Linked DNA regions of Homo sapiens: region 2 is linked to region 1. A link is a contact called in ENCODE Hi-C or POLR2A ChIA-PET data. All regions are on one chromosome and are shown on one strand. Each heading gives the region's core, a stretch centred on a gene start or an enhancer-like site at or near the end of the contact. The rest is flanking DNA. Distances are from core to core; before and after follow the strand shown.

Region 1 (2,700 bases), core at 22-2,521:
GGGACAATGCAAAGTCCTACCTGGTAGGCATCAGGAATGTTGACCGTTTCTCCATGCTCCCCGACATAGCCAATGATACCTTTGCCCCAGGGGACCTGCACCTCATTTGAGTTCTCTGTGCTGCTGCAAGGCAGCAGAGGTGTTCCTGCATGCACATCAAAGAATTTGGAGACCAAGGTCTTCTTGCCAGCAGCTGCCCCTTCCACCAGGAAAAGAGAGCAGCGGTCAGCATCCACCATAAGGCAGACAAAGATGAGAATCTTGTAGCTCAGGCTGGTGAGGTCAAGGTCATTGGAGATATCTTTGACCAATTCCAGAAAGAACTGACGCTCATTATGCTTTTTCAGATGGCACTTGTAGTCGATGGCTGTAGGGGGATACCGAGGCAGATTCACTCTCGATTCCAGCAGCGCACTGAGAATATGGGCTGTGGTGGGGGGCAGGGAGCTTGCCTTCCGGAGAAGTGCCCTCCGTCGTACACTACTCAGGGGTTCCTGAGCCCGGGAGGTCACCTGTTCATCGTAGGTCCTGTTCACGTGGATGGCCTTGGAGCGGGCAAAACTCTTCCTTAGCTCTTTCTGAGAAGCTCTCCGCTGCAGGTTCCCATCGCCCCTGCTGCCACCGGCCCAGCTGGGACTCAAGGGAACCCCACCACAGTCCCCGCCACCGGGAAGGGGCTGGCTGTGGGCAGAGCCATTTGGTCCAGTGCCACCACCAACGCTGCTGCCACCTCTGCAGGTGCTGTGAGCCAAGCTGCTGGTACCAGCCAAAGAGGGCCTTGGACCTAAAGCCCCCTGACCCTGACTGTGCCTCTGCAGCCACTTTTCAACCATCTCCTGCTTCCCCTTCCGCATCAAGTAATCTTCAAACAACTCTGGGTGCCTGTCCAGGAAAGTTTCCACCTCCCCAAAGTCCAGGCGGGAGGCTGCCATGGTCCCAGACAGCTTTCCTTGCCTGTTTACACGTGAACCAAATGTTTTCCTGCCCCGAGGCCTCTAGCTGTTCCTGCACATGTTCACCCCCACCAGTATTCCCAGTTCAGCGCCACCTCCCCTGGAGATTATTCCCAGCAGTGGAATCTGGGAGATGCCCCTTCCTTCTCTGGCTCAGAGTGGCTGGCGCCGACCCCACCCCGTGGTCCTGCTACTCCTGCTCCGCACAGGTGCCCAGCACTGAGCTGCCGCCGCTGCCCCGGCTCCTGTTCCGGAAACCCGAGCTATCGCTGCTCCTGTTCTGGCTGCCGCCGCTGCTGCTGGAACTGCTGCTGTAACCGGATGAGTGGACCGCTGTGACAGGGAGGTAGGGCAGGACACGCCCCTGAGTGAGGCACGGAGCCTGGAGGGAGGAGAGAAGAGGAGGGAGCCGCGGACGCCAGACCAGCCAAAGTCCACGGCCCAGGCTGCCAGGCGGTTCCTGGAAGAGTCTCTGGACGGCCGGAATCGGCGCCTGGGTACAGGACTCCTGATTGGAACACGATTAGAAGAGGGAAACGCACCTTGTTCCTTCCCCGCTTCTTGCTCCCTTACCTCCCCAACCCTCCCTACTCACCGCGCCCCTTAATCCGTTAGCGTTTCGAGGAGGCCCAGCGGGAGCCCAGTGGGAGTCCGAGATACAAGTGTTGATGTTTTGCAGGGATCTGAACACAGAAGCGGACTCCGAGGAATCGAGAGTGTCGTTCACCCTCAGAGACAGGCAGGGTTATTTTTCTGGGATGTGACTGTGGATTGTTGGTTCCCAGGATTCCTGGGACTTGCTCACTAACACTGCCCAGCGCCTTGTGGGTGCTCAGTAAATATTAATGGAATGGCATTTCCCCGAAAATAGCAAATAAAGTTTCCGATGTGAGCAATTCATGACTTTAACCAAATTCATGTACCTGGGGCAGAGACAGATTACACAGAGAAAGGGTGTAAAACACAGTACAGAAAAAGAGTTTACCAGGTAGAGGAAGTAAGTGCTGAAGAGTCTGGAGTATTTAATTAACAGCAGGGAGACCAGCTAGGAGACAGTAAACCAAGCATAGAATCCTGGTAATTTGGAGCTGCTGGTTTCCAAGAAGGTGAGTGGTGATCAAGATTTAAAAAGAAAAAAAACAACGTTTAGCATAGTGCCTGGCACATAAAAAGTGCTCAGTAAATGTTAGCTGTTGTATTACTTTTGTTATTATTATTATTCTAAGGTGACGATGTATGGAAACTTTACTGAATGTAGCTATGTCTCTGGTCACTTGAGTGATCTATCAGTAAAGATGGTTAGTGATATGTTGAAACTGGCTTGTAAGGACTCACAAGTGCCTATTTTAAAATCTCTTTCCAATTCTGTATTCAGTCACATCATGGAGTTTGCAATCAGTCACAACGGGAATGTTTACACCATGGAAATCAGCAAATGTTATGTGTCAGGGTTTTTTTTTTTTTAATGGACTGCTAATTGTTAAACATTTACGGATATGCAGTGGAAATAATCCAAATGTCCATCAGCTGAGGAACAGACAAATAAAATGTGATAACTCCATACAATGGAATATTATTCAATCATAAAATGGAATAAAGCACTGACACGTGCTAGTACTCGAATGAAGCTTAAAAACATCATGCAAAATGAAAGAAGCCACTCACAAATGACCACATAGTGTAAAATTTCATTTGTAAGAAATGTCCAGAATAGGCAAATCCATACAGACAGAAAGTAGATTACTTT
Region 2 (2,700 bases), core at 132-2,631, 340 kb after region 1:
AAGGCCTCATTTCCCCAAAACAGTAAACCATAAAATGTAGCCCATATTCTCTCCATGTATATCACTCAATATCACACCGTAGAGGCATATAACTGATAATATTGCCTCTGGCCCATGCCAAATTGCAAGTGGTAGATTTTTTTTTTCCTTCCGAATTAAGAAACACAAGATTTACCCCTTTTCTTGGAAAAGTGTTAAGAGTCTAGCACCCCCAATAACTAGGGTCTACAAATGTCTAAAAGTTATTAATCTTGGTCTGTCTTAACTACCAATTCTCTTAATTTGGGTAACCTCAATTTTGTTGTTGTTTTTTTTTTTTTGAGACAGAGTCTCGCGCTGTCGCCCAGGCTGGAGTGCAGTGGCGCCATCTGGGCTCACTGCAATCCCCGCCTCCCGGGTTCAAGCAATTCTCCTGCCTCAGCCTCCCTAGTAGCTGGGATTACATGTGTGCACCATCACACCCAGCTAGTTTTTGTATTTTTATTAGAGACGGGGTTTCATCATGTTGGCCAGGCTGGTCTCGAACTCCTAACCTCAGGTGATCCACCTGCCTCTGCTTCCCAAAGTGCTGAGATTACAGGCGTGAGACACTGCACCTGGCCTGGGTGACCTCAAATTTTTAAATGAAGGGATTGGAGGTAACATCTAGGATTTTATCTAGTTCTGTCTTCTATGATTCAAACCCCAAATTCTCCACTGCAATGACTGCTTCTGGAATAAATATTCCTGGTTGCCTGTCTCTGAAAAAAAGCTCTCACATAAGGCTAATGAGAGGCGAAACTAAGGCAGGATCTCTCCTTTCAAGACCACATAGTCAGGGTTGTTTAATAAGCACACAAAGTAGAGACATATTTACCCATTCACCATGAAAAAACACCCCTATAAAAGGCCCAATACCTGGGCTTAATAGCTTCATTTCTTGTGTGATCTTGCAGTGTACATCAAAAAATTAACAAATAACATCCAGTGACATGATCTTGGCTCACTACAACCTCCGCCTCCCGGGTTCAAGCGATTCTCCTGTCTCAGCCTCCCTAGTAGCTGGGATTACAGGCATGCACCACCACACCCGGCTAATTTTGTATTTTTAGTGGAGATGGGGTTTCTTTCTCCATATTGGTCAGGATGGTCTCTCTCGAACTACCGACCTCAGGTGATCAGCCCGCCTTACGCCTCCCAAAGTGCTGGGATTACAGGCGTGAGCCACCGCCCCTGGCTCCCCCACCGGCAATTTCTAAAATGTATCGGTCTCCTCCCAAGCCCTTGTTCCTTCATCCCCCACCCGGGGCAGATTCAGACAAGCATTTATTTTAGTTCCTAAGCCGCGCGGTGCTCCCAGCTTCCGCGCCTCTGGGCGGCCCACACCCCTCCCCATCCTCTCCTCCGCGCCGCCGTCTTCGTTGCTCTTGGGTGGCCGCGGCGCCCGCTCCCTCTGAATTCGCCGGGCAGGGATACAGCCGCCCGGGGCCTCTTGCTCGTGCTTGGTTTTCCGGACCTTGCTTCCTAAAGGGTCTTTAGGGGTTCCCGGACTCCTCCGCCTGGGAGCCTCTATCCGCCTGGGAGCCTCTATGCGCCCCGCAAAGCCCCCGGCAGAGCCGAGGGGAGGCTTCATTGGCGACCTGGTGGGGCCTCGCGGCCCTGCTCCCTGACGTCAGCGCCGCCGCGGTGATTTAACAGCTTTTGTTTTGGGCAGAAGAACCTATGGGCACAAAAAGCAGGAACGAGTAGCGGTGGCTGAAGAACGAGCAGGAGCTTGAATTTCAGTTTTCTTATGAGGAATTTTCCAGAAAAGATATCTTCACTGTGAAATAACTAAATAAATGCCCACTCAGTACAGTAAGTATTGATATCGTCCTATAGCATTTGGCTAGAAAGTGGTGTCAATAGGGTTTTTCCTTCAGACTTTGCAATACTGTTCAGAAGGGCCAATGCCAATCCTTCTGTGAGGAAGTTTTTTTCTTCCTAAATATGTTAATTGCCTCAACTTGGACTAACGGTCACACTTGTGAATATGAGTGTAAGAAACAGTTTATTTCTCACATGTATGAAAAGGAAATTTTCTTTCATCTATCTCAGGCCCCTATTCAGCGTAAAATCAAGATTATTTAACTTGCAAGATTAAACAACGACCTTATTTCAAATGAAATAAAATTCAGTCTGATCAGAAACCCCTTGGAGCAGTTTATATTAACCTAATTATCTTTTTACTGCAGTAAGTTAATTGAGGATTATGGAATGCATCTAAAAAGCAGTTATATTTACAGGTCCCAAAATTAAATGCTAAGGAAAAGCATTTCTGCAAACCCAGGTAGTACGGACAAACCGAAGGGAGTTTTATTCTGTCAAGTTTTACTCTAAATTCAATCGTTGATCAGCTAGATCTCGGCTTGGTTATTCTTGGAGGAGCTGCCTTGCAAATGATTCCACTCTGAGCTCGCCGGCCACAGTAGCGTGAAATGGATGGCAGTCAGTTTCCTCTTCCTAAGACTGGGTGTGGTTTCTCTGGGCAGACTACACAGTGGCGACTCTGGCGGGATTTGAGGAGCCTGGAGAGGCCCACCACGTGTGTGTCTCCCCCTAGTGACCAACGGGCTGAAGTTCCTGTGGTTAAAGGCAATTGCTGATTTTGTCATTAGCAGGAAGGTGAAGCTCAACGACCTCCTGCGTGTACAGCACCATTCTAGAAGCTGGATGTGTTTA

Evidence for each region. Hi-C counts contacts between places; a loop is a spot of excess contacts on that map. ChIA-PET counts read pairs that join two places held with the same protein, here RNA polymerase II (POLR2A). Pooled maps may share reads with other maps.
Region 2: a pooled map shows a loop between it and region 1 (2.7-fold over the local background). The contact joins the promoter of CHROMR here to the promoter of PDE11A in region 1. A Hi-C loop is called at or near these places in 1 of 50 pooled maps. POLR2A ChIA-PET finds 5 or more read pairs at or near these places in 4 of 52 experiments (HEK293, activated T-cell and naive thymus-derived CD4-positive, alpha-beta T cell).

What each region holds. Positions count from the first base shown.
Region 1 is chr2:178,071,506-178,074,205 of GRCh38, forward strand. PDE11A (phosphodiesterase 11A) reads right to left here and starts at 1,272. Exons shown (of 20, transcript NM_016953.4): 1 at 21-1,272. The coding sequence starts at 932.
Region 2 is chr2:178,412,278-178,414,977 of GRCh38, forward strand. CHROMR (cholesterol induced regulator of metabolism RNA) reads left to right here and starts at 1,382. Exons shown (of 5, transcript NR_110204.1): 1 at 1,382-1,836. RefSeq lists enhancers at 1,146-1,721, 1,551-1,750, 2,252-2,511, 2,299-2,700.